2 separate regions of the Homo sapiens genome follow, and region 2 is linked to region 1. Evidence: chromatin loops called from intact Hi-C (ENCODE). Cell type or tissue: K562. All regions are shown on one strand. Links, peaks and the distances in the headings refer to the core of each region. The heading gives the core; the rest is flanking DNA.

Evidence for each region. A loop is a pair of places that touch in the nucleus more often than their neighbours do. Peaks named below come from ENCODE experiments on the same cell type or tissue, not always from the same donor. Only the 100,000 strongest peaks of a DNase experiment are listed, where the experiment ranks them.
Region 2: it touches region 1 in a loop (5-fold over the local background); 1 of 110 quality-filtered maps calls a loop at or near these places.

What each region holds. Positions count from the first base shown.
Region 1 is chr12:74,290,026-74,295,693 of GRCh38, reverse strand. LINC02882 (long intergenic non-protein coding RNA 2882) reads left to right here and starts at 3,063. Exons shown (of 7, transcript NR_038300.1): 1 at 3,063-3,379. It also overlaps the pseudogene VENTXP3. RefSeq lists enhancers at 2,413-3,060, 3,061-3,709. In K562, for the core only: no CTCF peak of the experiment used is centred there; DNase peaks (open chromatin) are centred at 1,453, 1,943, 2,673 and 2,983; H3K4me3 peaks cover 3,293 bases.
Region 2 is chr12:74,168,432-74,174,099 of GRCh38, reverse strand. The region is part of intron 4 of LINC02882 (long intergenic non-protein coding RNA 2882); the gene reads left to right. It also overlaps the pseudogene LOC100128674. Among named protein-coding and RNA genes, the nearest start is that of LINC02882, 120 kb to the left of the region's middle. RefSeq lists an enhancer at 2,501-3,001. In K562, for the core only: no CTCF peak of the experiment used is centred there; DNase peaks (open chromatin) are centred at 1,339, 2,339 and 3,089; H3K4me3 peaks cover 1,872 bases.

The DNA.
Region 1 (5,668 bases), core at 461-5,460:
TAACATATATACCAATAGTCATGTCAGATAACTTACCAATATAAGCTAAATAGTAAACACTCACATGCACTGAAAATTCAGCTACTGAGAATCAAGTAGCCTTTTTTAAATGTGAAATTACAACGAACAAATGGATTATGAGGATTGAATCAACAGATTCAAAAAATGGAACACTTCTAAGTATTTGTAATACTTCAATATTTATTGAATAAATCCTATTTATATATTATTTCATCATTTGAATCTATATCTTTTTAACAAATTAGCATAGAAGAAATGAGACCATTCAGCAAAGTACTGTATGAAACATACCCTAATATGAAAAATAACATCTTTGTTATATTCATAATATCAAGGAATATATAGTTTTAGTCTGAGATCCCCACAGGCAGGAATTTAAGGCCCAGCTAAGAAACTTTCCACCCACCTCTGCCAAAATGGTAGGCGATTCTTTACTGAAGGTAGAGAGGAAGCACTATACAAAAGGGGGAGAATGTAGAAAAATAAATAAAGGTCCAAACAAAATGTACCTACTTTACATTGATTAATCCACAAATATCTACATTTGCAATAGTTGCCAATATGATATTCGAATCTTGTTTCTTGGAATATCCAAGAGTGTACAGCAACAGAATAGCAAAAGCTATTCTGTTCTTCCCTCTTGTTGCAGTGACAACAGGCTCCCTCTATATGGCTCACTTTTTGGCCATAGTTGTAATAAAAGCTATAAAATTTACTCTTCTGTTTTTATTTTTAACCTAAATGTGTTCTGTGAATTAATTCACTGGTCAAACATATTTTATCACAGTCTACCACAAAGATACAAAAATCTTGTGGCAACTTCTTAGATGTACATTCTTCCAACTGTGATTAAAAATATATATTTTTAAATATATATGTAATATAAATATATATTTTAAAATATATGTAATATAAATATATATATTTAAATATATATTTTTTAAATATGTAATATAAATATATATATTTTTAAATATATATGTAATATAAATATATATATTTAAATATATGTAATATAAATATATATATTTAAATATATATGTAATATAAATATATATATATTTAAATTTTGACAGAGTCTTGCTCTGTCACCTAGGCTGGAGTGCGGTGGCGCCATCTCTGCTCACTGCAACCTCCACCTCCCGGGTTCAAGCGATTCTCGTGCTTCAGGCTCCTGAGTAGCTGGGACTACAGGCCCAGGCTACCATGCCTGGTTAATTTTTGTATTTTCAGTAGAGACGGGGTTTCACCATGTTGGCCAGGCTGGAATTGAACTCCTTGCCTCAAGTGATCCACCCATCTGGGCATCCCAAAGTGCTGGGTGATTTTTTTTTTTTGGCGGCGCATTTTTACTTTTATCACGGACAACGTGGCCCCTTCCACACCCACAAATCAGTGCTGTCCAAGCCCCACCCAGGAGCCCCTGTCCAGCCACTGCTCTCCGAGGGCTTCGCCCAGGCTTCCGTCACATTATCACTCTCCAGGACGCACGGCAGCTCTTCCACTCTTACCTGAGGTTGTGTTATAAAAGCACATGCTGGTTGTAAACACCTCCAACAACGCAGAAATGAGCAAGGGGAAAGTGGAACTTGCTGTGGACGTGGCCACAGGACCACACTTTTGTTCCTGTTGGAATGCTTGGGTCGGTTTCACAAGTCGCCTCACAGTCTTGCAGGCTGAACCCGTCTGTCTGGGCGCCTCGCGCTGCCTACCTCCTGGGGCGACGTGGACGGATGCGCTCTTGTCTCAGCTTTGGTGTGTGCAGTGAGGAGTCTGCACCAAGAATGGTCCATCAATGAGGGAGAGTACTACCCGGGGTGGGGGGGCTTCCATGCCTCCCATAATGGGCACTTCCTGACTTTCTGCAGGAAATGCTGTCCTTGAGTCATTCTGTTTTGTCCTGAGGCTGCTGCGAGGAGGGGGATAGGTAAGCACATGCTGGAGGCTTCGGTCCAGGCACAGCAGCAGGTTCCAGCTGCCCTGCTTTCTGCTTTCCCTGGCTGGAGAAGAGCAGCCCCCAGCAGGCTGCGGGCACAGTCCCAGCTCACGCACGACCTAGAGCGCACTGCAGGGCCCCAGCACCCCGCCTTAATTTTCACCCTTGTCCCTCCTGCTTTCCAGCTTCGGCGTCCTTGTTAAAAGGAACTCGAACCACAAAGTTATAAACACGACACCTGCATTCCCTTCCAATCCTTCATGGTTTTTTTTTTTTACACACAAAGCTTACAACCTTTACTTTTTCCAAATGGAAAAACAGTTTTTCCAACACTTTTTAAAAAACAAATTATCCTTTTATCATATGCTGAAAGCCCTACCAATAACAAACCCACTTCTGCGTCTGACTCTGTTCACTGACCCTTCATTTACTTCGTAAACCGACCCTTTTGGTAACTTTCAGTAAAGAGGTAGCTTTAATAAATACATTCTCCAGAAATCTCCAGAACCTTTGTGTGGGTCAGGGTGAGAGGTGCCCCCACGATATAAACAGAACAGCTGAGTCCTCCAGGTAGGTGCCAGGTGCGATCTGCACAAGGCCGCGTGTGTGGGAGGCATGGAGTCAGAGGCGCTTACTCAAAATGCAACCCTTGTCTCCAGCAGAGCACACAGGCCTCAGAGCCCCGTAGACAGGGCTGGTCCTAGCGGATTCACGCCACTTCCTGGGCTTGGGGGATGGTACGCCAGAGGCTGCCCACAGCAGGAAGCCCATGCAGAGGCCAGGGCTTCTTGTCCCACTCGGCAGAGACCCCAGAAGGAGCCGGGGGCAGCATCAGAGCCTGGGGCCTGGGCAGGGGTGCCCGAGAGCACAGCAGCTGCAGGCCATTGGGAAGGCCAGAAGACAGGGAATGGAAAGCCAGGGACGCATGGAGTGACTCAGAGAAGGGACTATTCAGCTGGGAGTCCTGCATTTGCCCTTTGTGTTTCATCCGGGGATTTTGAAACCAGGTTTTTATCTGGACCTCCCAGAGCTGCATCTCCCTGGCCAGCCTCTTCCGCTCTTGAGAGCCCAAGTACTGGTGGTACCGGAAGACGGTCTCCAAGGCGCGGAACTACTCAGTGGTGAAGGCTGTGCGGACACTGGGGGCCCGCCAGGGGTTTGGCCCCTTACTCAACCCAACCACGGTCCTCTCCGGCGCAGGCCGATTTGAGGACCTAGACTCCTTGATGCTGACGGCCTGAGGGGGCTCCCGGGTGCCGGATATCTGACACAGGCCAGGGAGGCTCCCCTGGGAGACCTGGCAGGCCTGGAGGTGTGAGTCGGCTCTGAGCAGCTGCTCTGGGAGAGCCAGTCCACGGAGCCAAAGCTGGAGGGCAGCTGCCGGCCACAAGTTGGGGAGGAGGAGAGACGCAAGGCCGTCAGGTGGGCCGGAGGGAAGGCTGGGCGGGGCTGGCCAGGCGCAGGATCTACCTGGGTGATTTTTTTAATCTATAAAATAATATTTGCTTTTAATTTTTAATGTTACTATGTTGTCAATATATTGTAAAGCTTAAACTCTTTTTCCTTAAGACCACGTAATTTGAGTTTTTTTTAATTTTTGCCAATTAAAAGTGAGATTACTTTGATTTAATTTCTTGTGATAATATTTATTTATGGCCTGGCGCGGTGGCTCATGCCTGTAATCCCAGCGCTTTGTGAGGCTGAGGTGGATTTCTTGAGGTCAGGAGTTCTAGACCAGCCTGGCCGACATGGTGAAACCCTGTCTCTACTAAAAATACAAAAATTAGCCGGGCGTGGTGGTGCGTGCCTGTAATCTCAGCTAATTGGGAGGCTGAGGCACGAGAACTGTTTAAACCCAGGAGGTGGAGGTTGCAGTGAGCTGAGATTGCACCACTGCACTCCAGCCTGGGCAACAAAGTAGTTCTGTTTCCCCCCAAAAAATATATATATAATTTTTTTATAATGCTGGCACTAAATGGTGGTTGCAATATGTATAACTGTCAAGCAGATGGCATATTTTAAACCTACAAAATACATTTACTTCATGTGTCTAATTATATTAGACTGGTTGATGTGACAACAGAAAACAGAAGATAAATTCTGTAAATTGGGGTCACTTATAACAGTGATGAACATCTACTAAACTAAATTCTCACATCTGTGTCTACAAGATACAGTTTTGGAGGATGGGATAGAAAACAATTTTTGACATAGAACATACAAACTCTTTAAACTTGACACTTTTATAGTATGATTTCTACTACCTTGCGTATAACAAAACTCTAAAGTGTGTGAATTTTCAGAAGTAACCACACATGGCATTTTCCTTTAAATTTCTTCTTACATTGAGGGGTTTCTGTCATCTTCAAAAACACTAGAATGGAGATCTCTTACAACAAGTAACTGATCACTCAGTTGGCTAAAGTCCAGATTGAGGGTCAGGTGTGGTAGCTCACACCTGTAATTCCAGCAATTTGGGAGGCTGAGGTGGGAGGATTGCTTGAGGCCCAGAGTTCGAGACTAGCTTGAGCAACATAGCAAGATCCTGTCTCTGTCTCTACACTCACACACACACACACACACACACACACACGAGACCAGATATTGTGATCTGGTTCAGAGCCATTGTTTCCAATTATACACCCTTCCCTTTTGTTTAAGAGTATTTAAAAGAAACCCAGCAACTTCCAAAAAAAAAAAAAAAAATCCCAGGAGGAAGAACCACAGATCCTCAGTTGGGTTCATTGTTAGCATCCCTGAAATATCTTGCAAAGGAACTTATTGGAAGTTTACTCCCTCCTTAGTTCTTTGAATTGCTTCTCCCAACTGTACAATATACATCAATGGTACAGCTTCTGGAGAAGAAACTTTCTTCCTAAAAACAGACGGTAACTACATCATTGAAGCAGACAATCATGTATGTGTAATTTTGTAGTTATTTTATTTTTATATATTTTTAAAAGAAGAAAAGTAAAAGGATATAAAAACTAGCTGGTCACATGTTTTGAGTAACATTTCCTTCCCCTTATACTCAGGGTCAGCTTGCATTCCATTTGATTAACATTGATTTGATATTTTTGTCTTTAGAATTGATTTAGATAAATAGGTAGGATGTCAATATTAGGAGATTTCCTCCTCAGTAAGCTGCTTGCCTTCTCTATACAATGTGTTATGACATTTCAATTTGGGTGATAACAATCTAGAATCAAAGCAGCTGTTTAATCTTCATTCATAGCCACTTTGTGGGCAGTGGCAATTGTCACCACTCCCATAAAAATTCTGGAAGATGTGACACTAAGTAAGATGATAATCAATACCACTTTCCCAGGATTCAAAAGCATTAAGGACTATGTGAAAATAGCAGGATTTTGACAATATTTAATGAAGTCTTTTCTCTACAGCAGTAGACATTATCAGAGAAAGAATATCAATGATATGTACTAATTTGTGTTATATATAAAAGAATGATATTTGGGTAAGTTACAAATGAGTAAACTGTAATTATGGACAAATTTGGTCATGGTAAATAATTTGCCTAATTTTCTTCCCTTCAATTAAAATTTTGTTTTATTAAATATACGGATGTTAATCTAAGTATATTGTTAAACAGTAAGAAATAGGGTCTATAACATTGATGTAGAAAATGCTTGTGTATATGACAGCGTGCCTATTATGTGTTTTCTTAAACTTAAAGCATAGCAACTTTTTGAG
Region 2 (5,668 bases), core at 260-5,259, 120 kb after region 1:
AAATGTTAAAAAGATACAATTTACACCCTAAAACTTAAAGGATAATAATAATAAAATATAAAATTAAAAAAAGATACAATTTACACATTTATTAGAATTTCTAATCAGAAAAATACAAAATTTAATATACTTAAAACTAGAGCTATACTTTAAACATTAAAAGGATAATTTGAAAACATAGCCAATAATCTAGGCAACTGAAACAAAAGGTCAAACAACAAACCTTCATTCTTATTTTGCAGTTTCTAAGCATTTAAATGATAAATATTTTTGGCTGACCATTGGAACAAATGCATGATTTTTCCAGTAAATATGTGAAATAATAGTCTTCAAAAATCACTAATTTACCACTTTATGTGCTTTTACAAAAAATGCTATCAACATTATTTTAATAGAAACTAATATTTTTTTAAAAAAAGTGTTCTAGCTGTTCTACACCAAATACATTGATTTAAAAAAATCCGCTTAGTTTTTCAAAAGTGTTGGGAATATTCTAGATTCTTGCTATTGTTTGTTTGTTTCTTAGAATTCACACTGTATTCCACAACTATTCCATGGCAGACATAGCCACTCTGATAAGATCCTTTTGGTGTAGGCAAACAGAGAATACTAGTACGTTTCCACTAGCATTCCCATTCTATTGGCTGGCATCAGAATGTTGTCTTTTCATGGGGTGTATTGGTGGACTCTTTTGAAGCTGCCTTCCTCAGGGTATACATACTGTACAGTGTGTATCCTGACTTGGCAGAGCTACTTTTATGGCATCTCTTAACCTATAAATTAATGCAGCTGGGCCTTTGTCTCTGCTTCCCTTTCTGCTTGCCCTACTAATCATGGCTCACCCAGGAGACTAACAGTCTTCAAAATTCCTCAGAAGGAAAACAGGCTGTAAACACTGAGTATACATATATATACACATATATATAGTGTGTATATATATTCATATATATGAATGAAAATTCATATATATGAGTATATACATATATTCATATATATATTCAAACAACTAAAGACAAATGTCAGTTTCTCAAGAATATTTTTACCATATTCCCATCCAGTGGCAGTTCTGGGATGGGCCTAAGGGTTTCTACAGCTTTTGAAACATCCAACCAGAAGTGATTAATGTCAATTTCTCTTTAGTAAACATCTCTAATCTCTCTGAGATGGAGCTCCTTTCAGTTATCCTAGTGAGCTGAGCATGAACAGACTCAGTTTCTTCCTCCAGTGCTCTCCATTTTCTGCTTATATGGCTGGATTGGTAGGAGTGAAGATTGAAACACTAGTTTGGCTTATCTTCCCTCTAAAAAAGGAGGTGGAGTCTGGGGTGGGAGGACTCTGGAAGTTACATATTTGTTTTATAATGTGGCAAGTCTCGTTGTCTATTGTCCTCAAATTTTCAATAAAAAAACTGGGAAAGACCCATTTTATGTAATGAGCCCAGATATTTCATTCATAGAACCAAAATTTCTCTATAATATATAAAAGGGAGGGGGTGGGAGTTGCGGAGAGCAAACATTACAAAATTGCAGAAAAGAGACCATTCCTCTCATGTATAAAAACATTCTGTTCTATGAAGGTGTAATCCAGAGTGATGTGTTAAAATAAATATAAAATTGGGGATCAATTTTGTGTGAGTGTGAGGATAAATGCTAGGCTTTCATGGTCATTATATTAGCTCAGAATAAAAACTCAGTGCTCTAGAGGTATCAGAAACAGCCTTTATAAGTATTTCACTCACTTTTTCTATAGTACACAAGGGAATGTCTATTAATATATATTTTACTGAACAAGACACTCTTTGCCTTCCATTTTCCCTGCTTTCCACCAAGCACAAACCTTCCATGCATTCAATAGAGAGTTAAAGCAAAATCTATTTCTGTGCGTGATGTGGCAGTCTGATTTACTAAGAATTAAATGTGGCAGAATAACGTATTGAGAAATTTAATAACTGTCTAGTTTTTATTTTGCCATAGCACCAGAAAATGGATAGAGTGTTATTTTCTTTCACTCTCCATTTGCGTCAGGGTAGCATTGAGTTTGTGTCCTTGAGTTCTGGGATTCCTTTTTTTCCTGGGTAAGGAGGGAGAAGAGAGATTTTTGGGAGTTTGTGAGCAATGGAGAAGTTGTCATGTAGAATATGCAAATAATAAGTATTAAAAAGTTAAATCCTCAATGTCTTCCTCCACCCATTCCAATTTTTTTTTTTTTTTTTCAATGAGCACGGGGACTTTATTACACAGCACGGTTCTCATACCTGTTTCCAGAACGCTCAGTAGTAAGGCCGTCTGGGATTGTTCAGGGGGTTGGGCCGGAAGCGGTAGGCCAGCATCATCTTCTTGCGGAAGGCCTCGTACTCGTCGTCCTCCTTGGAGAACTCGGCCAGCCGGTCAATGCTGAAGCCGGCACCTTCCACTGTGGTGGTGGCCTTGTTGACTGGGTTCTTGATGCCCTGGCCCTCCGAGCCCAGCCCCTCGCCTTCCTTCCAGCCCATCTTCATCAGCATCTGATAGCCAGTGTTCTCCACAGTCAGCCTGAACTCCTTGTACTCCGAGTAGTCAGGCTCACGGCTCTCCTTCAGGGCCTTGAGGATTTCCAGAACTTCTCCAGCTCGTCGGGAGGCAGGAAGTCTCCCATGAAATGCTTGCCCTAGCCCACCTTTGTCAGCTGCTTGGCCCATTTCCTGGTCTTGTCCATCTCCATGCGCCGCAGCTGGTGCTTCCAGGTGCCCAGCTCGCTGTCCACCTCCTCGTCGCTGTGGTAGCCGTGCTGGTGCTGCATGTCCTGCATGGCCCGCTTGTGCTGCATGATCATGTCGTATATCTGCTGCATCTCCTGCTGCTCCTTCGGCTGCTGCTTCTGGGCGTCCGACAGCTCCGTGACGCCCACTAGACCCACGGGCTTCCCCTTCTTATAGCCGAACCCCTTGCGGTCCTGAACTGACAGAGGCGAGGGAGAGGCGTCCACGTCCCTCTGCACCAGCTCAGCAGGTGGGAGTTCTGCCTTATTCTCTTCTGGCCTCCACCGGCTCTTCCGCTTCCTCTTCACGGTGGCTGCCGAGGCTGGCTTCCCTGGAGCGGCTGGAGCAGGGATGACGGAGAACGGGGGGCGGGAGGCGCAGGCGGGGACGAGATGGGACAAGTGGTGGCCGGAGGCAAGACCCTAACAGGGCCTCAGGAGGGGACTTGGGCTTCAGGCCGGGGTCGGGTGCCCTGAGGCTGCCTGTGGAGCCGGCCTTGGCTTTCCGGAACTCCTCCCGCTTCTATCGGTAGTACTTGTATCCTTGGCTGTTAGTCTCGTACAGAAAGCTGAATGCCTGGTTCTCACAGTTGTTCTGGAGGGCGATGGTTTCCACCTCCGGATGCCAGTCTACTACGAACCTGGCCAACTTCCCTGCAAGGTTCTTGACCTCTTCATCCTCTGGGAGTGAAACTTTTTGAGAGGCTGCCTGCGACTTCTGTGCTTCCTTTCTTATCTCAGCCACCTTCTTTCTGTAGTAGAGAAATTCTCTGCTATTCTTATCCTGCAAAAATGCAAATGCCGGGTTTTCCTTGTAGTCCTCTATAGCTACTTTTTTCTATCGCGGGGCCTTCTTCTGCCACAAAGTGGGCCAATTTCTCTATTACTTTCCGAGTCTCGGTTCCCTCTGAGGGTGAAACTTTGAGCTGGGATTACAGGCGCCCACCACGACGCCCGGCTAATTTTTTTTTTTTTTTTGTATTTTTAGTAGAGACGGGGTTTCACAGTGCTGGCCAGGTGGGTCTCGAACTCCCGACCTCAGGCGATCCTCCTGCCTTGGCCTCCCAAAGTGCTGGGATTACAGGCGTGAGCCACTGCTCCTGGCCTCTACAGTGCAGTTCTATGGGAAGAAATTCACTTTATTTTATAAAATGTTACTGTAAAAAAATAATATAAAAACGTATTTTCAAGGCAGTTAAAGAGATGTAGAAACCCATGCTTTGGATTATAAATTAATAAGAACAAATAAGAAATGGGAAGATGGCAGTGGGTAAGCCCAAAATTAAATACTAAAACCATACATTGATTATTTAGAAATGCCAAAAACATACATTGATTACTTAGTAACAGTGGGATACAAAGTTTCCTGAAACGAGGAATATAAAGAAGATCTTTATTTCATAGTGTTTTACAACGTCTCTAAAAATACTTATATTGTTCAATCACTAATCATCTACATGCTTCAGTGAACATACAAGTGTATGTGTCTTTTTGGTAGAAAGATTTTATTTTCTTTCAATATTTTCCCAATTTCTATACAAGTTGGACAGAAAAGTGCAAGTCATGGAAAGGGGAATAGAGTTTTTCAGTTAGCACATAAATCTGAGATTAATATTTAGGGCTCAATACTTTTTTTGAGATTGCATTTTTGCTTTTCTTCAGCATCATACATTTAGCAAAATTTTTAGATAATAAAATCATGATATAGCTGTTGAATTACCCTGTTTTCTTGAAAACTTTCTGAAAAATTAAGCTGATATAAAATTTCTAAATTATACTAATGTATCTATAGAAAACAACTTGAAAAGTTCCTATGTAACTTGCAGAGAAGTTTAACCTTTTTAATATAATAATACATTTATAATTTAATTTAGCTTTATTTCACCTGCAATTACACATGAGTTTGCTTTAAGATTTCTAAAAAAATCAGGGTATTTCATGTTAAGCATTATGGATATAAATATCTGAGATGAATTTAGCTAATAGTAAAATCTAAGATTTTTATCTCTTCTAGAAATTATCCTCTACCACTGTACATTTACATTAAATATGTCAATAAAATCTCTAGTTATATTCTTTGAAGGTTTACTAAAAATATTCAGAGTAAATGCAAAATATTTTATCATACTTTAATATTGATGTAAGTATTCCATTTTGGAAGGGATTTTTCTTTAGATAAATTTTGAGTATTTCACTGCATACTGTATTTGTCTCCCACTAGTTAGCAAGAGTTATGGAGTAAGCTCACTATGACATAATGTACCAATTACTTTTCTTGGTGTACCAGTATCTCCTTTCATCTTGTGTTTGGACAGTGCTGCCGTGTGTGTGTGTGTGTGTGTGTGTGTGTGTGTGTGTCTATGTAGGTCTGTGTATGTGCTTGCAGGAAAACAAATCCATATGGGAGACTAGTGAAGACAATAGTAGTTGACTTTTCTGTTGTGCTAATTCAATGAAAATTTCAAAACTAAGCATTTACAGAGAAAGCAATTCAAGATGTTGCAGGTAAAGTCTTTTTTCATTATGTATCATAAGAATAAAAATTAAATCCTGTGTTAAATCATATCCTCTCTATTAAGTTGACTGACCATGATATAATATATCCCAATAAGGTCAGAAATAAGCCTGACTAGGCTAACTTTCTTAAAAGAATACTGCTTATCTCATTTGCCCTCCATAGGTACAGCATTTTTACTTTTCCTTTTATTTTTATTTTATGTTTTTTTTTTCAACTCTTAGTTTAGATTCAGAGAGTACATGTGCAGGGTTGTTACCTGGGTATATTGTGTGATGCTGAAGTTTGATGTACAGTGGATCTCGCCCAGGTACTGAGCATAGTACACAATAGGTAGTTTTTCAATACCTGCTCCCCTCCTGCCCTACCCTCTCTAGTAGTCCCCAGTGTCTATTGTTTCCATCTTTATGTCCATGA